Regions from separate parts of the Homo sapiens genome. Here region 1 is linked to region 2. A link is a loop called in an ENCODE intact Hi-C map of the cell type or tissue named here. Cell type or tissue: heart right ventricle. All regions are shown on one strand. Each heading gives the region's core, and the rest is flanking DNA. Links, peaks and the distances in the headings are about the cores only. Region 1 overlaps AKT2 (AKT serine/threonine kinase 2). Region 2 overlaps AKT2 (AKT serine/threonine kinase 2).

Region 1 (11,136 bases), core at 1,693-9,692, 46 kb before region 2:
GGCGGCCTCGCCAGGCGTCTTGGGGAGACAGTGGGGCCCGCGGGGAAGCCGTCGGGGACTGCGGCGCTTGAAGGCTCTGCGTCGAGGGAGGCAGCGAGACTCTGCAAAGGAGAGGGCCTGGGGGCCCAGCGCCTAACGATAGGCCCGAGCCGGGAGCCGGACCCCTGGTCCCTGCCTCTCACCAGCATCCTCCAGGAGGGTGTTGCGGGCGAGGCCAAGCACCGACCCTTGCAGCTAGGGGAAGAGACGCGCGGCGGGCGCTTTAAAGGCCCCTGGGCGCGTGCGCACTGAGCCCGCCTCGCCCGGGCAGGTGCACAAAGGTGAGTGCCCCGCAGGCTGGCTCTGTCCTCTCGAAGCCCTCTAAGGTCGGACAGCTGGAGACAGATCCTCATCCTGCTGCCCGGAAGCAGCCCCTCTGGGCCTCGCTTTCCTGACCATAAAGTCGGGATGATTTCAAAATGTAGAATCAGGGTTTGCACCGTCAGAGGATGGATGTACAAACATAGATCGGAGGTTAGAATGACCCTTGTGGTGTCGGTGTCGCAATGGAATTGGAGATAAAATTGTGTGAACACATGGTTGTTTACATAGAAGTTAAGTGTTGTGTGGCCGGGTGTGGTGGCTCACTCCTGTAATCCCAGCACTTTGGGAGGCCGAGGCGGGCGGATCACGAGGTCAGGAGATGGAGACCATCCTGGCTAACACTGTGAAACCCCATCTCCACTAAAAATACAAAAAGTTAGCTGGGCGTGGTGCCGGGAGCCTGTAGTCCCAGCTACTCAGGAGGCTGAGGCAGGAGAATGGCATGAACCCTGGAGGCGGAACTTGCAGTGAGCGAGATTGGGCCACTGTACTCCAGCTTGGGCGACAGAGCGAGACTCCGTCTCAAAAAAAAAAAAATTTTTTTTAAAAAGTGGTGTGTATGCAAACATGTATTTCCTAGCTTAATCCACTGGGAGAGCTTAAGAGCAGCGACACCCCAATAGTGAGAAGCACCCCTAACATCCAAACCCTGGCCGCCACATCCCATTCTCCACTAAAAGGAACCAGGGCTACCTGGAGAAATGGCTGATCCCAGGGTCATACAAGAGAAGGTACAAGATCTGGAATATTTTTGTGTGGCAGAAAGTGTCCCAACAGCAGGGCAAGTCACATAGATGCAGAAGTCACTAGCTAAATCTAGAAAATGTGAGCATCAAGATGATAGTCATAGATCACAAACCACTGAATAAAATTAAAATACAAGTTTATTCTGATATAACTCAGGCAGTGGGAAAGAAAAGCTCTTCTAATCTTTAGAAAGTGAACTAATAAATGTGTTTTGTTTTCAGACAGGGTCTCGCTCTGTCACCCAGGCTGGAGTGCAGTGGTGTGAACACGGCTCACTGCAGCCTCAACCTCCTAGGCTCAAGTGATCCTCCCATCTCAGCCTCCCAAGTAGCTAGGACTACAGGTGTGCGCCATCATGCTTGGCTAATTTTTAAATTTTTCTGTAGAGACTGGGGTATCACTTTGTTGCCTAGGCTGGTTTTGAACTCCTGGGTTCAAGGAATCCTCCCACCTTGGCTTCCCAAAGTGCTAGGATTACAGGTGTGGGCCGCCATGACTGGCCGAACTAATAATGTAGAAGGTTGGAAAATCCTATTTGGCAACCACCACAGCATCGTTTCATGCAAGAAATATCAATAGATGTTCAAACTAGTGGGTGAACATCTGATAGGAATCGGGATATCTACAAAATGTCTCTACACAAGATGTTTATTAACTGTGTAAACCAAAAGGTATCTGAGATAGGTGTCAATCAATTTAGAAAGCTTATTTTGCCAAAGTTAAGGGTGTGCGTGTGACACGGCCTCAGGAGGTATTCGGGGCACAGCTTGGTTTTATACGTTTTATGGAGACATGAGACGTCCTCAATATGTGTAAGCTGTACATTGGTTCGGTCCGGAAAGGCAAGACAACTCGAAGCAGGGGAGGGGGCTTCCAGGTCATAGACAGGAGACAAACGGCTGCATTCTTTTGAGTTTGATTAGCCTTTTACTGAATGCACAATTTACAGGAAGAGCCATCCATGCCTAGTCTGGGTCAAACAATAGGACGGAGGAAGCCATCAGATATGCATTGGTCTCATGTGAGCACAGGGATGACTTTGAACTCTGCCTGTCTTCTGTCCACAAGGAATTTCCTTGCGGGCAAATGGAGAGACGTAAGTAGCTTTAAAAAAAAATATATATATATATATATATCTTTTAGGCCAGGCGCAGTGGCTCACGCCTGTAATCCCAGCACTTTGGGAAGGTGAGGCAGGCAGATCACTTGAGGTAAGTTCGAGACCAGCCTGGCCAACATAGTGAAACCCTGTCTCTACTAAAAATACAAAAATTAGCTGGGTGTGGTGGTGGGTGCCTGTAATCTCAGCTACTGGTGAGGCTGAGACAGGAGAATCACTTGAACCCTGGAGGCAGAGGTTGCAGAGAGCCAATATCGCACCATGGCACTCCAGCCTGGGCGATAGAGTGAGACTCCGTCTTAAAAAAAAGAGAAAAAAAAAAAGTGAGGCAACCAACCCTGGTTGAGGGAAAATAACTGCAAAATAACTGCCCTGTGAGTTTCACACCTGCCAACTGAATGCAACATGTGAGCCTGGTCATTAGCTAGGAATTTTTAACATACAAGGACATTAAGCGTGACCATTAGCGAACACTATAAAATCTGTACAGAAGAGCAGTTTCAATGTTAGCTTCCTGACCTTGGTAACTGGAGAGCAGTTATGTAGCAGAATGTTCTTTAGGACAGGTATACAATGTGGAGCGGGAGGTGGAGGGGTGAATTTAACATTCTGATCCCATTTTTGTCCGTTTTAAGTAAAATGCTATGACGAACCTGGCGAAGGGTATATTTTGTAATTCTTCTACATAACTTTTTTGAATAGATTGACAGTTCCCACCTACCCCACACCCAATTTCCCCAATGAACATCTCATATTAGTGTGCCCCATTTGTCACAATCCGTTAGACCAATATTCATCTATTAAGTCCATGCTTTATTCAAGCCTTCCTTTTTCCCTACGTTCTTTTTCTATTTCAGGAAACATTACATTTAGTCACCATGACTCTTTTGGTTGATCTTGGATGTGTCACTTTCTCAGAATTTTCTGATTAACCACCTTGGCAGACAAATCCCTCAACTGAGATCTGTCTGATGTCTGCTTCCTCTCAGTGAGGTGGTGTGTGTCTGCAAGAGGAGGATCAGAGGGAAAGTGCCATTCTATCACATTAAAGGGACACTGTGAAGGTGATTCATCAGCAGTGTTTGCCTCGATTGGCTGGATGATGTAGTGTTTGCCAGGGACCTTCACTGAAAAGTTACTTTTCCCCCTCTCCACACTGCACTCTTTGGAGGAGTCACTGCAGCCCACGCCTAAGAAGTGGGGGTTCCATAGCCCTCCTTGAAGGCTGTCTACAGAAATTACTTATGATTTTGTGTAGATTTGCATATTCTCCCCATTTTGCCACTTAGCAATAGACTTATTTCACATTTTAGGTGAAAACCCAATATTATGCTATTTATTTTGTTGTTCAAATTCTTTTCAGCTTTGGCCACTGGAAGCTTTCTGTTGGCTCCTGTGTCCCTGTGACTTAAGCATATCAGTGCGTGCTTTCAGGCACTGCAAGATGCCCCAGGCTCATCTTGTACATTTCCTGCCCCAGGCCTGGAATAATCTTAGTACAGCACTATTTTTGAAAGTTTTCTGCAAGTCTGCAATTATTTCAAAATTTAAAGTATCTGAATGGCTACACTTTTTTGGAAAGGTACTGGACATTAAAATCCTGGGATGTAGACAAACAAAAGCACCAGCACAGTACAGATGGATAGCTAGTTTATTACAGGACTGCTGGTAGCACCAAACGAAACCAAGTCAATTCCTGTTAACGGGGCAGCTGAAGCGGTTGAGGGGTCTACCCCATGGAACCCCAGGAAGCAGCTGGAAAGCCTGAGTTCCCCCCATGCAGCAGCTAAAAGGGAATCGCACTGCCGCCCCCGACTCCACACAACCATCAGTGCACGAGGGCAGCCCCCAGAGGCTTCACATTAACTGGAAAAGATTACACAAAAAGAGCAGGAAACTACCAATTTATGATGCCGTGTCCATTTGCAGAGAGGTAATCAGCACCAAAATGAGTACTCAAGGCCCTGCGACCTCGGGTGAATTTCCTTTCTTATACTCCTGCTTTGCTGTCTTTTTTAATAGCATGTATCATGTTTTTTTTTTTTTTATTTTTAGAGACACAGTCTCATTGTCCCAGGCTGCAGTGCAGTGCCGCAATCATAGCTCACTGCAGCCTCAAACTCCTGGGCTCAAGTGATCTTCCCACCTCACCTCAGCCTTCCAAGTTAGCTGGGATTGCAGGCATGCACCACCATGCCCAGCTAATTTTTGTATTTTTTGTAGAGATGAAGGTCTCCCTATGATGCCCAGGCTGGTCTCGAACCCCTGGCCTCAAGAGACCCGCCCGCCTCGGCCTCCCAAATTGCTGGGATTACAGGCATGAGCCACTGTGCCCAGTCACTGTTCTTTATATACAAAAAAGAATGTGTGAAATTTTTAAAATGTACATTGCAAAAGACGATTATTCTACTCAAAATTTATTTGGTAAGATTTTATTAAGACTCTAAGTTCAAACACCCTTCTTGGGAAAAGCTCTACAGGATAACCACACATGCTCAACTACGGGGCCAGCTGCTGCAGCTGTGGGACCCCATCCTGTGGAAGAGGAGAGAGGCACTAAAAAGATGAGGTAGCCAGGCCTGTGCCCACACTACGAGACCTGCATCACCATGGTGTGAGGAGCAGCAACGTGGGTCAACTCGGGGCTGGGACGAGATGGAAGAGTAAAAGGCCTTTCTTCATAGGCCTGCCTATTTTATGACCACCAGGGTAGACTTTTGTAATTAAATTAAGGTCCACATGACTTTAGAAAGACAAACTAAAAAACCCCAACCAAACGAGTCCTAGCTGTAGCTAACTCTGATTTCTGTAAATTGGATCTGACTTTTTCTGCTTACATTCACTTAAAATCTCAAAGACTCAATGGGTGTGAAGTGCTAACACCTTGCGGCAAAATCTCAAATTCATCTGTGCCAGGCCCTCTGCACAGCAGGGCTCAGCAGGGCAGGCCAGGGCTCTGGTCCCTGGTCCCTTGCTGGGGGAGGTGTTCCATCCGGCCAGCGCCCGGCCATGCAGCCACGTGACTCAAGCACGGGAAGTGCAGGGGCCCAGACACATCCAGGCTAAAGGGCAGTGACTAGGGGAGGGCTGACCCCAAGCTGAACAGGGTTCTAACCAAACGCTCAGGAGCTCCCAGGTGACAGCAACCACGCCACCATGAACACACCACTGGGTCTGTACTGGAATTTGGGGGCCTCAAGGCTTCCAGGTGGCAGCATAAACAGGGAGGTGGGGCAGGATAGGAATGCCCCCCTCTGAGGCTCGGCAGCCGGGTGGAATGAACCACTCCCTCTCATTCAGTGACAGCACAGGCACCCTCCTCATTCTGGGCTACCCAGATCTTCCAGCCCTGTCCCTCCACCCCACCTCTCTTAGCCTAAGCAGCACTGAGGGCCTGGAGTGGTCTCTGTCCACCCCACCCCCACATGCGGGGAGCCTTCCCATACCCCTCAGCCCCACAGCACCAGCTCCACCCACCCTCTCCAGCCTGAGCTCCTGCACACACCCCAGCTGCCCTCACCCTGAGCTCAGTGCCCTCCTTGCTGAAGGGAACGGCTAGTACAGGAGGAGCTGGGGCCCAGGGGTCTGACTCCATCACCAAGGCAAAGCCCAGAGTGGTTGGGCTGGCGTGAGTGCAGGCTGGGCCCTGGTCTGAAATGAGTGTCTTTATTGCTTGTACCGTACAAATATGAAGACGAGGAGAAAGGCCAGTAGGGACGGAGAACTGTCAGATAACAACATCGCACACAGAGGAAAAAGACCCTCACCCACCCGAACCAACCCCACCCCTCCCCACCCTGCCATGAACTGTGTAGTACAGGAGATGGGATAGGGAGAGCAAACCCACAAAAGCTAAACTCCAAACACCCAGAGGTGTTGCTACAGGGAGGGGAGGCGTGGGCAGGGCAGCTCATGGATCACAGTGGGGCTCCTCCCACTAGGTCAGCACCCCTCCCCCACAGGATGAAATGCTCGGGCCAGGGATGGGGCCCAAGCCCACACACCATGCACACTGGAGGACACGCTGCCCTCACACAAACACACATGCACACACACCCACGTGTGCCTGCGTCCCGCCGACACACGCAGTCCGAGGCACGCACAGGAGTCCCACAGCACTGACATGGACGTGCACTCATGTTCAACCTTAAGGCTGCAGAACGTGGGGCCCTGGGGAGAGGGAGGGGTGAGGGGGGCCTAGGAGCCTCCCTTTTCAGAGGCCCCCCACCCCAATAGGTACCAGAGATGCCCACCCCCACCCCTCCCTGACCAAGTCCATGGGGCCCAATACTGTCCGGTGTAAGATTGTAACAGCCAAGGCTGGTGGCCCTCCACCCCCGCAGAGGAGAGGGTGAGCCCAGCCCATAGCCCCCAGTGGGGCCAGGCCAGGCCCAGGGTCCAGCGGGAGGTAAGGCCAGCTGGAAGGAAGCCCTAGTAAGGCACGGGGCTGGGAGGCAGGCAGGTTTGGCCCCAAATGTTCCTCCTGCCTCATCCATAGGGTGAGGACAGTTTGGTGGGGAGGAGGCCGGACCAGGAGGCGGCACCCAGCCCGGCCACTCCTGGTTCCCCATGGTACAGATCCTAGGATCTGACTCCATTCACCAGGGAGCAGCCCTAACCCCCAGCCCTGCAGCTCCCAAGGGCCCCTGCCTGCCCCTGGACATTATTGCTTTTCTGCCCCCATAGGGGGACAGCGGGTGGGGGATTGGACCGCCCCGTGCCTGGCCACTCCGAGCCTAGGCCACGGGGCCTGGAAGGCAGCACCACTGTCTGCCGGGTGTCGCGTCCCACCAGAAGGCAGCCTTCGTCCAGATGCAGCAGCGCGGAGGCAGACACCAGCACGACACCCAGGCCAGAAACTCAGGCAGGCCCCAGGCGCCATGCTTCACCCCTCACTGGGGCTTGTGTGGATTAAAACCTGAATCTCCAACCGCCCAACAGCCCAGGCCTGGGCGGGAGGTGGAGTCTTCCAAATGCGAGTCTGGGCACAAAGGTGAGGCTGGAGGCTGGAGGCAGGGGCTGCAGGGGCCGCTGGGGTGCGTCTGGGAGGGGCCTGAAGAAGAACTGGAAAGGGGGTGAGGAGGTGGGGGTGGGGACACAAACCAAAAAGGCTAAGTAAAAAGTTAGGGGGAAAAAACCACCCAGCGGTGATGGCAGCGAGCGTGCGTCCTCTGCGTGGGCAGACTGCTCACTCGCGGATGCTGGCCGAGTAGGAGAACTGGGGGAAGTGGGTCCGCTGGTCCAGCTCCAGTAAGCCCAGGCTGTCATCTGTGGGCGGCAGAGGTGGATGGGGAGGACCAGTCAGGAGAGGGCCTGGGACACCTGCCCAGACTCCCTGGGGAAACGGCCCCAGCTGGCGGGGGCTGCCCACAGGACAGGACAGGAAAGGCCCATCCCTCCGCAATGGAGGCCCTCAGCCACGGACCCACTCCCCAAACCTGAGCCCCGGGCGGCCTCCTCTGGGAGTTTCCTGTGCCCTTGCCCATGCGCCCCACAGCTGGCAGGGCCTTCTGAGCCTCCCACCTTCTCTCTGCCCCACACACCACCATGCCAGAGTCCAGCCCAGAGCCCTGTCCTGGCCTGCCTCTCGCACCCTCCCATCCATTCTCCACGGGCAGCCAGGGGGGCTTTCTAAAGGCCTGCTTTAACCCTGTCCCTCTCTGTATGAAACCCTTCCATGGCTGGCTCCCGCCATGCAAGCAGTCCCCACCCCTCCCAGTGGCCCCCAGACCCTTGCACTCCAGCCCCATGCCCTCTCTTCTCACCACCATCTCCCTGGCTGCTGCCGGTCCTTAGCTATGCCATGCTTCTCCCATTGCTGGCATCCCACACGTCATTCCTCCGGCCAGCTGACACGTTTGCTTCCTCCTCTAGAAAGCCCTCCCTAACTGCAGGCCAGGTCGGATATTTCCTCTGGGATTCCCCAGTCCCTGGCCTCCCACGCCCTAGCCCTGACCACTCCAGGCCGCCCACCCTACCTGGGCTGGGAGCTTTCCAGGGCAGGGCCCAGGGCTGGCTCAATCAGTGCTGTGTCCCCAGCATAGCCCAGCCCTGGGCTGAGTTCAGAGTAAGAACCCAAACAGCTGTAAAGCAGTGAACCCAGCCAGGCTCAGGGACCGGGCTGCCTCCTGCCCTGAGCCCCCCGACTGAGCTCCAGAACGTGCTGCAGTCAATGGCTCCTGGTGGCCTCACCAGGTCCAAAGAGGACCAACAGCAAAAGGGCCTGAGAGCAGACTTGGGGAAATCTCCCAGACATGAAGCGGGGGCCTTCGAGGGCCCTCCTTGAGAAGTGAGTTAAGAGCAGATCCCATCCCTCCACCCCTGGGGCAGGCACACCAGCGCGGGGGCCCCAGGCACTCACAGCGGTCAGGGGGTGTGATTGTGATGGACTGGGCGGTAAATTCATCATCGAAGTACCTTGTGTCGACCTCGGACGTGACCTGAGGTTTGAAGGGTGGCAGGAGCTACGGAGGAGAGGAGCTCAGGCTCAGGGACCCTGAGGCCAGGAGGCCTCAACCAAGGTCACCACGAGTGGGCCAGGTCCCTGAGGGTCCTGCTGGGGCAAGCAGTGGGGCTCACCTTCTTCTGGACCACGTCCTGCCAGTTGATGCTGAGGAAGAACCTGTGCTCCATGACCTCCTTGGCATCGCTGGGCCCCCCACCAAGCCTGTGCAGAGACGGCCGTCAGCACCTGCCTCCCGGAGCAGCTGGGTTCGGGCAGACGGGCTTTCGGAGCAGGCAGGCCCTGTATGGCCCTTAATGATTCTGTCTTGACCACAAACCACTTCACAGAGGAGGAAACCGAGGCTCAGGGAGGGAGCTCACGTGCCCAGGGTCAGAGCCAGGGAGTCAGCAACCCGGACCCACGTGTCCTCACTGCCTGGCCTTACCCTGAGTCCAGAAAGGGAGTTAGTAGGGCAGGCTCCGTTCCTATCCTGGCTCTGCCACATATGGTTTGGTGGCCCCAGCCAGGCCCAGGGGATGCCCTGTTCCTCAGTGTCCCCATAAAATAAGGCAGTGTCAAGGATGGGCCTGCCCTGGGGGAAGCACTCCCTAAGTGCCACTGTGGACGTTTTCAGGGGCTGTGTGGGGACGACACACTGCGACCCTACAAGCGAGCACCCTTGTGGACGCTGCCCCCTCCAGGCCGCAGGGACAGTGGCAGCAGCTGGCGCTGGGCTGGGTGGGGCCGACGCCAGCCCTCACCTCTGCTTGGGGTCCTTCTTAAGCAGCCCAGCAAGCAGGGACTTGGCCTCGGGGCTGAGCGTGCGCGGGAAGCGGATCTCTTCCATGAGGATGAGCTCGAAGAGGCGCTCGTGGTCCTGGTTGTAGAAGGGCAGGCGGCCGCACATCATCTCGTACATGACCACACCCAGCCCCCACCAGTCCACGGCCCGGCCATAGTCATTGTCCTCCAGCACCTGAGGATGGAGGAGAAATGAGGGCTGGGCCCGTGGCCCTGAGGCTGGCATCACAGTCCTGCCCTCAGGGCATCTGGGCTGGAAACACACAGGTCTGGGGGATCCCCCTACCCTTGGCCTCACACGTTCCTACCCCCACCAACCCCAGACACCTCAGGCGCCAGGTACTCCGGGGTCCCACAGAAGGTTTTCATGGTGGCCCCGTCACTGATGCCCTCTTTGCAGAGGCCAAAGTCAGTGATCTTGATGTGGCCATCTTTGTCCAGCATGAGGTTTTCCAGCTGTTGGAAAAGTCAACGGATCTCAGGTGCATGCTCCCAAGGCTTCCTGCCACCCCAGCCTTTCCTTCCAGGGAAAGATGCCCGGGGCTCCTGGACATCAACCCTCCCATGCCAGGCTGGGCCCAGCACACACAGCCTCACCCTCTGAGGCTCAGAGAGAGGCCAGATCCAACCCTCCTCACCCTCTGGCCCACCCCCATGGTACCTGGGAACAGCTGGGCAGGGAGAGCCGAGAGCCAGGCCCTGTCCACCCACCGTCCCCATTGTGAACTGTGGTTCTTATTTCGAACGTGGGGGCACTAGCTTTCTTCTATTCTTTTTTTCTAGACTTTCTGTCCTTTAATTATGAAATATGCAGCCAGGCAAAGTGGCTCACACCTGTAATCCCAGCAATTTGGGGGACTTAGGTGGCAGGATTGCTTGAACCCATGAGTTTGAGACCAGCCTGGGCAACACAGCGAGACCCCATCTCCATATTTCTTAATATGAAAAAAAAAATTAGCCAGGCATGGTGGCACACACCTATAGTCCCAGCTACTTGCGAGGCTGAGGTGGCATCTCCCCCTGGAAGGCCCTGTGTGCCCCTCCCGGTTACTGACCATCCCCCACAAGAATTAACCTCTACTTCCCATCTGTACCACTGCACACAGACACACCTGTGAACTGTGGACTCACCTCCTCTGTGCGGCTTTCCCTCGACATTAGCCTATGAGACGCGTCCACACTGTCGTGTGTAGCTGTAGCTCATTCCTAACTGCTGTGTGGCGTCCCACTGTGAGAACACTCCACAGTGGATCTGACTGTTCCTCTCACAGTGGATACTTGGGTTGTTCCAGTTGGGGCTAGAGTAAGTCCTGCTGCTGAGTGAGGGGGACACTTTCTAAGGTGAGTGTGTGTCCCCACTTCTCCTGTGCACACAGCTAGGGCAGATGACTGGTGCTCAGCTTTGGTGGACACTGCCAAACTATCTTCTAAAATTGGCCGGGCGCGGGGGCTCATGCCTGTAATCCAAGCACTTTGGGAGGCTGAGGTGGGTGGATCACAAGGTCAGGAGTTTGAGACCAGCCTGGCCAATATGATGAAACCCCGTCTCTACTAAAAATACAAAAATTAGCTGGGCATGGTGGCGGGCACCTGTAATCCCACCTATTCGGGAGGCTGAGGCAGGACAATCGCTTGAACCCGGGAGGCAGAGGTTGCAGCG
Region 2 (11,136 bases), core at 2,110-10,109:
AACACAACAAGCCATCCTGAGCACAGAAACACAGAAACCAGCCCTGCTGTGCTGACACTGGGACCATCAGCATTCGCTAACGAAGGCTCGCGGCACGACAGAATGCAGGCGGGATGCCTTTTCTGAAACGCACACACACACGCCCTGTCACCTCAATTCTACAATATGCGTATTGTTTCACATGCTGATGTCATTGAGATTGGCATGTACCTTGCAATCCATGGACAAAACTCACCTATCGCATTCTTTTCAGAAAAGCAGTTATATGATCAATGATGGACCTTATAGGGCATACTGTCTTAGACTTCAGGGCACGGGGAGGTATGTGTTTAAATGTCACACGCACAGAAAAAAGAAATCCGAAGGAAATACGCCACACTAAGAGGCAGGAGAGTGGGTGCGGGAGGCAAGGCAGCCTCAGGAACCAAATGCCAGCTTTTCAGCCCTGGCTGTGTCACCTGCTGTGAGACCTTGGGCAAGTCACCAAGTCATGTTCCCTTTCTTCACCTCTGTTTCCTCATCTGTATATTAGAGATAATAACTGCATATACCTATCTCTAAGGCTATTGGAGGGTTCAGTGAGTTAATCCACATGAAGTCCTCCCAAAAGAGCCTGTAAGAGCAACTGCTCAACACGTATCAAATATTATCATCACTGGCCAGGCGCGGTGGCTCATGACTGTAATCCCAGCACTTTGGGAGGCCGAGGCGGGCAAATCACAAGGTCAGGAGGTCGAGACCAGCCTGGCCAATATGGTGAAACTCTGTCTCTACTAAAAATTCAAAAATTAGCCGGGCTGGTGGCAGGCACCTGTAATTCCAGCTACTCAGGAGGCTGAGGCAGGAGAATTGCTTGGACCCGGGAGGCAGAGGTTGGAGTAAGCAGAGATTGCACCACTGCACTCCAGCCTGAGGGACAGAGCAAGACTCCATCTCAAAAAAAAAAAAAAAATTATTATTTCCTCTGATGGGTGGAGACATGGGAAACTTCACTTTCTATACTGTATGTTTCTGAACAGGTGAATTTTTACCTATTCTACCTCCTTGGTGAGAAGGTGGCACTGAAGAAACTTTTTTTTTTTTTTCCTGAAAAGGTCTGGGTACTTCAAAAAAAAAAAAGAGAGAGACTTTTTGTTTCTTTTTTCTTTTAAACACACTCCCTACACTCGCCCCATCTGTCTGCTTGGAGCAGGTGGGGCTGGAGGCAGGTTGAAGCCGTGGGCAGGCTGCAAAAGAAACGGGGACAAGAATAAGCACAGAGCAGATTCCTTCTCCTCCCTGCCACCCCACACACACACCTTCCCCCTCACGCCACCCAGGGCCTTACAGCACCCACAGAAATCATGTCAAATATTCTAGTCTGCTTGGCCACGGGCTCCATACACTCTGAGGGCTCCATGCTGCAACCAGCGGGATCCTCCACGCAGTTCTGACCCTGTCCCTCCCCTGCTCAGGACCTCTCCCTAGTGCCCATGGATCACGTCCAAGGCCCCTATGGAGGCTGCCAGGGGCCATCTGCCTTGGCCCCGCCTGCTCTCCAGCCTCACTGGTCTGCTCGCTCCAACACACAATCTCCCCTTCTCCTGGCCCCATGAAGACTCCCTGCTCTCACACCCCAAGACCTTTGCACATGCTGTACCCCTTGCCTGGCACTCTGTTCACCCATCTTCTTCACGGAGGCCTTCCCTGACCACCCCTCTCCCACGAGCAGCGGACTCTCAGAGCTCAGCCTTCCCTTCCCCTCACAGCACTTGCCTCTGTCACCTGCATGACTATGTGGGTAATGTCGCCTCTCCCACTGGACTGTGGGTTCCACAAGGCAGGGATACAGTCTGTCCTAGCCCCCACTGTGTCCCCAGCTCCACTCAGCACAGGGATGGGCCCATAACTTTCATTACTTCAGGGGGGAGTGGTGAACAGAACCACAGCATTTGTGCCAAGTGAAGGTAAAACAAAAAATCCTGCATTCATTCATTCCACAAATATCACAACAACTCTGCATCATCACTGCTCGGGTCACCAGGGATTCAGCAGTGACCAAAACAGAACTCCCTGCCATTGGGGAGTTGGGGGAATGAGGGAACAGGCAGCAAAATAAAAAATAAATACATACGCAAATTAGACAGGATAGCCAAAGCTAACAAATGCCATGGAGAAAAGGAGCACACGGAAGATTCAGTGCAGGGAAAGGGAGCAGGGGTTTCCGACTATACACAGGATGGTGACAGAAGGGCGCACTGAGGCAGCGCAGTCTGAGCAAAACCGGAAGCAGGTGAGAGAGCCGGGGGAGACCTGGGGAGGAACGCTGCAGGCAGGGGAGGAGCAGGGCTGAGGCGCGTTCGAGGCGCCTACAGGAGTGGGTGAAGGGGAGGGCCGGGAGATGTAGCTAGAGGAAGCTGGGGACCGCTGGGCAGGGCCTTGGGGGCCACTGTCAGCATTGTGGCTCTTATTTGGAGTGAGAGGGGAACTATCCGCCTGAGGCGAGCTGGGGAGTGGGGGAGGGGCAGCAGGTGGAACCCCTTGCACCCAGGGCAGGGCAGGAGTCCTTAGGGAGGCAGCCCTTCCTCTCCAGGAGCTGTCCCCAGAATAAGCCCTGGGCACTGGCCTGATGGGCTCACCACCTGCCTCACTTGAGAACCATGAGGACCTGCATGCAGCAGATGTGAAAACCGAGGATGGGAGAGATTCGGTGAATACCCACAGCGAGAGACAGCAGGGACACAGCCAAGGAGCCCGGACCCCTCTCCTCCGAGCCCTGAGCTGCCTCCACCTCCTTCTGCCTTTGCTCCCAAGAGACAGGGCCACCTCCCATCTTGTGTCGCCTCCTCCCACACCCCGGCCAGCCCTTCCTTACCGCCCCTGATGTGCACGCATGCACGGGAGCCCTCCAGTTGGACTGCATGGGGAATCCCTGACCCACGTCGCTCTGCATCGCCACCACCTCCCTGGGAGCTCCAGGGCAGGGCCCAGTGGCAAAAGGAGAAACCAGTGGGTCTGCATCAAGGCTAATACTCAGTGAGCACTCACAAAGCACCAGGCATGGATTAATGTTCATCTTCACAGCCAGCCTGTGTTACTATCCCCGTTCCTCACATGGGAAAACTGAGGCCCAGGGAGAGAGCCACATGCACACAGTCACAGCGAGTAGGTGCAGGAGAGGGACCGCAACCAGAGCAGAACTAGCCCACAGACCTTTCCATAACGACAGAAATGTGGTTACTAAATGTTTGAATGATGGCTAGTGCAACTAAAGAACTGACTTTTTACTTTTCTTTAATTGTAATTAATTAAAACTTAAAAAGCCATATGTGAGTCCGGGCACGATGACTCACGCCTGTAATCCCAGCACTTTGGGAGGCTGGGGGGGGGGGGGGTGGGCGGGGGGCGATCACAAGGTCAGGAGTTCAAGACCAGCCTGGCCAAGATGGTGAAACCCTGTCTCTACTAAAAATACAAAAATTAGCCAGGCGTGGTGGTAGGCGCCTGTAATCCCAGCTACTCGGGAGGCTGAGGCAGAGAATCGCTTGAACCCGGGAGGCGGCGGTTGTAGTGAGACAAGATCACACCACTGCACTCCAGCCTGGGTGACAGAGCAAGACTCCGTCTCAAAAAAAAAAAAAAAAGTCCATACATGGCTAGTAGCTACCATTCTGGAGTGCAATTCTATAGAATTCCTGCTAATTAAGCACCGGGAGCTTAAAGGCAGGAGGCAGGGATGTGACTCTCACAGGCCCAAGAGGAGCCAGATCATCCCAGTGCGGCTGGAAGCTCCCATGCTATACCCCATCTCTCCCGCACCCCAACGCAGCTTACCTGGGGAATTGGAGCAGGACTCAGGCCCAAACTCACACCTCTAGTCAACTCAAATCCTGACTCTACCACTTCCAGGCTACACAGGTCACTTCTCTGAACCTCAGCTTCCGCATCTGTAAAATGGAATCTTTTTTTTTTTTTTTTTTTTTTTTTTTTTTTTTTTTTTTGAGACAGAGTCTCACTCTGTCGCCAGGCTGGAGTGCAGTAGTGCGATCTTGGCTCACTGCAACCTCTGCTTCCCAGGTTCAAGCAATTCTCCTGTCTCAACCTCCCGAATAGCTAGGATTATAGGCACCCACCACCACACCTGGCTAATTTTTGTATTTTTAGTACAGACAGGGTTTCACCATCTTGGCCAGGCTGGTACTGAACTCCTGACCTCGTGATCCACCCTCCTCGGCCTCCCAAAGTGCTGGGATTACAGGTGTGAACCACCGTGCCCAGCCTGTAGAATGGAATCTTAACACCAATCTGCCCAAGCACATGTTTATGTTATCTCAAAAGATAATTTTTGCAGGCCAGGTGCAGTGATTCACGCCTGTAATCCCAGCACTTTGGGAGGCTGAGGGATGTGGATCACTGGAGCCCAAAAGTTCAAGATCAGCCTGAGCAAAATAGGGAGACTCCCATCTCTACTGAAAATTGTTTTAAAAAAATTAGCCAGGTATGATGGTGCATGCCTGTAGTCCCAGCTACTCAGAAGGCTGAGGTGGGAGGACCACTTGAGCCAGTGAGGTCAAGGCTGCAATCAGCCATGATGGTGCCACTGCATTCCAGCCTGGGTGACAGAGCCAGACCCTGTCTCAAAAAAATAATGAAAAATTTAAAAAGATGATTTTTCTGATAACCATGGGTTGTCCTGGGGACCCAATGAGATGGCTTCACACACAGCTGGGGACAGGGCCAGTGCTTGAAAAATAGGTGGCAATTACATAAAGGACTCTGACATCAGGGGCCGTCCTGAGCCTGTCAGAGCCATGCAGTGGCAGCTAATGTTACTGCTGTCACTACTTGGTTCTAAAGGAATCATCCCAATAATTTCCAACATGCCCCTACTAACTTTTTGAAAATATCATCTAAATGAAAACACACAGCTAAAAAGAGTCAATGCCCTGCAGACACCTCCTCCCACCCGCCAAGGCCTTCGGACACCAGTTTGAGAAGCTGGGCTCTAGGGCGCCCTGTCTCCAAAGCAGAATATGGTCTGCTTTCTCCATCCCTGGCTGCCACCTGAATCCAGCCAGCTCTCTCCCACACAGGTCCCTCCCCACCCACCTGTGTCCCTTCTCTTTGGGGATAAAGCCCTGGATCCCCATCATAGCCCAGGCCCTGAGCCCTGCCACCCTGCTCTCTCCCCCTCACCCACTCCCCCGGCTCCAGCTACATGGGCCTGCTGTTCCACCAGCACATCCAGATATCGCCTTCCTTGCGGCCTTTACCTGGCTGCACCCCGTCCAGCCCACTTCCTCGGGCTCTCACATCACAGGGGCTCCTCAGCAGCCTTCCCAAGCCCCTCTCCCACCCAGTCCAGCTAGATCTCTGTTCCCTCCTTCAGCCACACCAAGCACTCACAGGCCAATGCAACCTCTCTGCCACCTCCGATCGCATCCAGAACTACACGTGGCACATAGAAGTGATTCAATCAATATTTGGAGACAGATGGAACACACAAATGACCAAGAACAGCCAAAGGCTGGCTCCTGAGGCTGTTCAGCAATCAGGCCCCTAGGGCAGTGGGGAGGGGGTGCCTCCCATCCTCATCTCTTCCCCCTGGGCCCCCCTTGGGAGGGGCCAAGGTCATGGTATTGGGGGTGGAGAGAAGCAGCCACACCCCACATCCCAAGCAGGCATGGAATGGAGTCATTTCTGGATTACTGAGGCCTACTTTGTGCCAGCTCTGTCTAGGAGAAGAGAAAGCAGAAAAGAAATCATGATGACAACAGTGACAACTCCAGTCATAGCAGGCAGGGCAAGAAGATGAGGCTGTCTTCAAAAGGCAGCTTCGCCGACAGAGCAGGGTTCAACCATCATGCCTATTACTGACTTCCAGCAAATCCAATAACCTCTCTATGCCCGTTTCCTCCCCTGTACAACGGGGACGATCGGGACAGCGAGCTGCCAGGCTGTGGTGAGGATGAGTGAGAGCAGACACCTTAAGCTCTGCAGCAGTGCCCAGCACTGAGAGGCGAACTACTCACGAGAATGACCCCAATATTCTATGTGGCTTCCTGGGCCTCAGTTTCCTATCTACGAGATGGGAGTGCTAACACTGCCCACCTCCCAGGCTGCTGTGCAGGTTTGTAGAGCTAATATGCAGCGTCTGGTTGGGCAGGAGTACAGTGGTGGGAGTGATTCACATTCCTGTCTGGAGCCCTCCCATCAGCTAACAGGCCCTACCACTCTCTCCCAAGGACCAACAACGAGCCTGTGCCCACTGCCCTGCAGAGCCCCTTCTGTGCTCTCAGGTGCCCTCAGTCCTGTCTGGCAATCACCAGGAGTAGCATCAGCCCAAATTCATCCCGCCGCCTCCTCAGGAGGCCTGTGCTTTCCAACGCAGCAGCTCCGTGCATCCTCCCCACCGCCCCACTCAGCAGGAAGGTTCCCGTTTACAGCTGAGCAAAATGCACCTTAGGGAGAAGAAATAAGGCCCCAGAGCTCCACAGCCACCGAGAGGGGTGCCAAGAGCAGGGTTCTCACCCACGTCAGCTACCCCCGGGACCAGGTCACTCAGCAGCCCCAGCTGGGTAAGTGTACACCAAAAACCCACCAGACCATGAAGAACTTGAAGCCAGGCTGGAGAAGAGAACCGGGGAGCGGCAACTGCCCCAGCCCATTCGGAAAGGGCCCACAAAGTGGCAAACCGAGGAAGACTTGGGTTTCTGGCCTCACCCTTAGAAACAACATCTGCGAACGAGCTTCTCCAGCAGGACGGCTGGGCTGAAGAAACTCCTGCTGGGACCTCTGACATGCAGTCTCCTCTTGGCCGACCCGGCTTGCTGTCCCTCGCTCGGCACAGTCAGAGCACCTGGGCCCTGCTGTGGGTGCCGAGTTGGCAGTGGGTCCTGCCCCAAGGGGGCCAGGCTGAGCTCCCACCCAGCGCCCCTCCCACACTCACTCCCTCCCTCCTGGTCCTGCTCCCAGGCTGTCTCCCCCAGCTGGGCCTCTCGCTGCTTGGCTGGCTGTCCAGAAGAGCCTGCCATGGAACCACCCCACCGTGCGGCCCGGAGGCCTGTGGTTGAGGGCCTTCCGCTGAGAGCTCTGGGAAGCTGAAGAGAGGCCCGGGGAGGGGTGACCCTGGGTCCTCCAGGGGCTTGGAGCTCAAGTCTGAAAGACACTCCTTTCCATCCCAACCCATCCCGGGGGCCTTCTGGAGACCCTAGTGGTTTGTTCTGAGGGGTTCTGCTCCTTCTAGGAAGATACCCTGGAACACACCTCAAAAAAAAAAAAAAAAGCCAGAGCGCCTGCTCCCGCACCAAGCCTTAGGGGTGAGCCCATGGGTGGGATCAGAAGTCACACTCACCAGGGGCTACTGAGCTGTGGTGGGGGAATCTCTGGAAGCCCAGATTCATAGCCTGTCCCCAACACTTCCTGGTTGGGGGACTCAGCACAAGCTACAGAGGCTCTCCAGGCTTCAGTTCTCACCACTTGTAAAGCGGGAATCAGAGAAGATTCCTCCTGGGTCTAATGGGTCTTCACCCAGATCCTCCCATGGCTCCCTCACAGCACTCCAGTCCCTACCCACACGTCACCTCCTCAGGGAGGTCCTCCCTGATCACCCAGCTATAGTGGAGAAACATGCCCACACTCTCAACCTGGCCCTCATTTATTTTGCCTTCGTAATATCAACCACACCTGAGCCCAACCAGAGACCTGGGTGCTGGGCGCCAGTCACAAGCCCTGGTCTTTCCAATTCCAGAGGAGCACTGGGAATGGCGCAGGCCTACAGGCCCACGGCAGCGTGGACGCAGGGTCAGCGGGTGCTGTCTGTATCAGGTGTGACTGCTGCCCTGCGTTGCTATTCAGTATTAGTCCGGCTGGTTGGGTTGGGGAGGAATGGGCAGAGAAATCAGCCCAATGAGCCTCCCCTCCTCTTTCCCTAAAAGTAACAGCCACGGGCTCTGGAGAACACGGTGTGAAAACCACAGGAGGGAGGCAACCCTCAGGCCTTTGCTGGCTGTAAGGCAGTGATGCTACTGGAGGGGAAGTGGGAGGCCTGTGAAACGCCCTGCTCCGCTCAGTCAAATCTACCCACGCCCCCAGGCAGGAGCCTGTGACCGGCTCCTGGGTCACCTGCTAACACCCTGAATCTGACCAGGCTGTTCCTGCTGAAATTCCAAACTCCTTCACAGACAGTCCACAAGGCTCCCAGTGAAAGGGCCCTGCCTGCCCCGCAGCCCCAGGACTCATCTCCTCCCTGCTCCCTCGCTCTGCCAAGCCACACAGGCCTCCGTGAGGCTTGTCCCTGCACCTCACCAAGCTCTGTCCTCCCTTCAGACCTTTGCACTGTGGTTCCCTCCACCTGGAGGGCTGTTCCTTCTCCTCCCATCCCACATGACTGCCTCACCTTGCCAAACTGGGATCAGCTCAGAGGCCCTCCCCACAGCCGCATGCATCTAAAGAAGTGCCCAGTCTGTCACCTGATTTGAATTCGCTGCCTAGCTCCTCCCCCTCTAACCGGCTCCTTGCTTATTAACCTGTTTCGGGTTGGTCTTGCTTAGCCCCACAAGGATAGGGACTTTGGCAAGTACACTGCTGTATTCCCAGTACTGATGCAACGCTGGCACATACGAGGTGTTCAGTAAATGGTGGCGGATGAGTGAAACCTTTTCCTCGGCTCCACAATACCCTTAGGATCCATCCTCACCTCTCACCCAGGCCCACAGGCCAGTGCAGCACAGCCCCTGCCAACCCCTGCAGGCACTTCTGCTGCTCCCCCTGCCCAGGCCCAGCCTTCCTGCCACTCCCAGAGCTGTGAGCTGTGGTGGGCTGGGAACCAGGGGCAGTGGCATGCACCTACGGTCCCAGCTACTCAGGAGACTGAGGCAGGAGGATCACTTGAGCCCAGGAGTTCAAGACTAGCCTGAGCAACATAGCGAGACTCCCGTTTCCACAAAAAATTTAAAAATTAGCTAGGCATGGTGGCATGCACCTGTAGTCCCAGCTACTCAAGAGGATGAGGTGGAAGGATCACTAAAGCCTAGGAGGTCAAGCCTGCAGTGAGCTGTGATCACACCACTGCACTCCAGCCTGGGTGACAGAGGGAGGCCCTGTCTCAAAAGAAAAAAAAAAACAAGCACAGAGCCTGACCTCTGAAAAGACTCCAGTGTGTCTACCTTGGAGGCGCTCAGGGCTGCAAAGCCACTGCGTGGAAGAGGAGTGGGCCCGGGAGCTGCCCTTGTCAGTTCTGACTTGATTGCATGTCTCCCCCGACCTCTGTTTCTGCATCTGTAAAACTGAGATGCTAATTTCAGCCCTGATCTCCTCCTAGTGCTCTCTGACACGGTTCTGTGAACTGGCAAAGGCCTTCAAAGTCCCGGCAGAAATACTAAGAATTACAATTGCTAAGACAGACCAACAGCTCACCATGTGTCGGGCACTGTTCTTAGTGAGGAGACATTTCCGGTAGGCTTATTGTATGCCAGAACAGTTATGAATGCTTCCCACAAATTAATCCACTCAGCCTTCACAATAATCCTATCAGGTGGGAATTATCATCATCCCCATGGCACCGATGATGAAATGAGCTCACAAGGGTTGGGGAGCCTGCTCAAGGTCACACAGCCATGGAGTGGCACGGCTGGATTTGAACCCTGTGCTCTCACTCGCTTCCATACACCTCTTTACAGAGGCTGGAAACCAGAACATTGAAGTTCTGGATCCTAGCTGGGCCAGGCTGGGGAGCTGGATCCCGGAATGCTCGAGGGGACCAAAAGTAGGGGGTGGGGGAGGCTGGATGCCTCCGTTCCATAACATAATCATGACTGCCAACCAAGACTTACACAGTACCAGGCACCATTCTAGGAGCTTCTCGTGGATTAATTCATTTAATCCTCACAACAGCCCAAGGTGGACGTCCTTCTGAGACCACTGTATGGGAGTGAACAGTGTGGTCCAAGGTCGCAGAGCTAGAACCGACTTCACCGTCCTGCTGCTAGCTAACGCAGGTCCCTGGTAGCTGTGTCACCCCCTGCATGGCTCTCTTGCTGTCTTCTTCTCCCAGCACACACCTGCCCAGGGTTAAAGGATGCCTTGCCTCCACTCTGAGGAGGGACCAAGAAATGCTGGACTGGCTGTAGGCAGAGATGCTCAGGGCAGCCTGAGGCTCAGGGGTAAGAGGAAGGAAAGACATAGGACAGTCACCTCTATAGGTAGAGGACAGAGGACAGAGGTGACTCTATCCTATGTCTTTCCTTCCTTTCACCCAGCCTGGAACCTGGTGAGCAAGGAATGCATGGCACTAGGGGCTCAGTGACCTGGGTTCAAATCCTACCCTGGCACCCATAGGGTCTGATAAGATGCGGTGGAAGGCAATTCTTCCTCTGAACTTCAATTTCGGACTCTGCAAAAAAGGACACAAATACCATATAAAGCCCAAAGCACAGGGCTGGGCAGAGTATATGCTCACAGACAAAAGCCACTCCTCCAGTTTCTCCTTGACAAGACGATCTGAGGCCAAGGTTGGCCAAGGGCTCACATCACACCTCTCCCACTTCAGCTATGAGACCTCTGGGAAATCTTTGCACTTCACAGTGAGTGAAATGATTCCTCATCTGTAAAATGGTATCACACTTCTAACTAGCTCGTAGCTCTCCATAAAATAGGCCTAACCACAGGTATGTTTTGAGACTTAAGTGAGATCACATGTACAAAAGCCCTGTCACACGCCTGGCATGGGGTGAATGCTATAAACACTGGGCATCCACTAGCTCTGGAAATGATCTGCCTCTCTGAGATGCTGTTTTCTCATCTAAAAGGGAGAGCATAACAACAGCGCCTACCGCTCTAGAATTCAAGTATTCAGCAAGTTTATCTATATGAAGCATTCCAAACAGTGTGTGGCCCACAGAATGCACTCAGTTACTGTCAGCCATCAATTTCATGATTACTGTTTTCACTGCCACTGTTAGCCCCATCAGGCAAACCCTCTAAAAGCTGGCAGGAGAGGACCAGAGGAACAAACCCCTAGTGGAGAAAGATTCTACAGAGTCGCCGCTGCCTCACAGACTGTGGGACCTTTCTCTCCAGGAACCACGAGCCACGGAAGCCAGTCAGCTTGGAAGTCACTGCTGCGGACTAGGGGCAACCATCTGCCCCCTCTGACCA

The links. Hi-C counts contacts between places; a loop is a spot of excess contacts. Peaks named below come from ENCODE experiments on the same cell type or tissue, not always from the same donor. Only the 100,000 strongest peaks of a DNase experiment are listed, where the experiment ranks them.
Region 1: a loop joins it to region 2, with 2.1 times the contacts of the local background. A loop is called at or near these places in 21 of 110 quality-filtered maps.

What each region holds. Positions count from the first base shown.
Region 1 is chr19:40,226,454-40,237,589 of GRCh38, forward strand. It overlaps AKT2 (AKT serine/threonine kinase 2), which reads right to left. Exons shown (of 14, transcript NM_001626.6): 10 at 9,804-9,932; 11 at 9,437-9,651; 12 at 8,810-8,897; 13 at 8,592-8,694; 14 at 3,864-7,498. The coding sequence ends at 7,419. CCNP (cyclin P) reads right to left here and starts at 236. Exons shown (of 5, transcript NM_024877.4): 1 at 1-236. The coding sequence starts at 188. RefSeq lists a silencer at 1-43 and an enhancer at 70-623. In heart right ventricle, for the core only: no CTCF peak of the experiment used is centred there; no DNase peak of the experiment used is centred there; H3K27ac peaks cover 1,129 bases.
Region 2 is chr19:40,272,405-40,283,540 of GRCh38, forward strand. The region is part of intron 1 of AKT2 (AKT serine/threonine kinase 2); the gene reads right to left. MIR641 (microRNA 641) reads right to left here and starts at 10,237; the gene lies at 10,139-10,237. RefSeq lists enhancers at 2,165-2,244, 2,755-2,824, 2,845-2,904, 8,135-8,184, 8,225-8,344. In heart right ventricle, for the core only: a CTCF peak has its summit at 7,025; a DNase peak (open chromatin) is centred at 6,987; H3K4me3 peaks cover 1,769 bases; H3K27ac peaks cover 5,237 bases.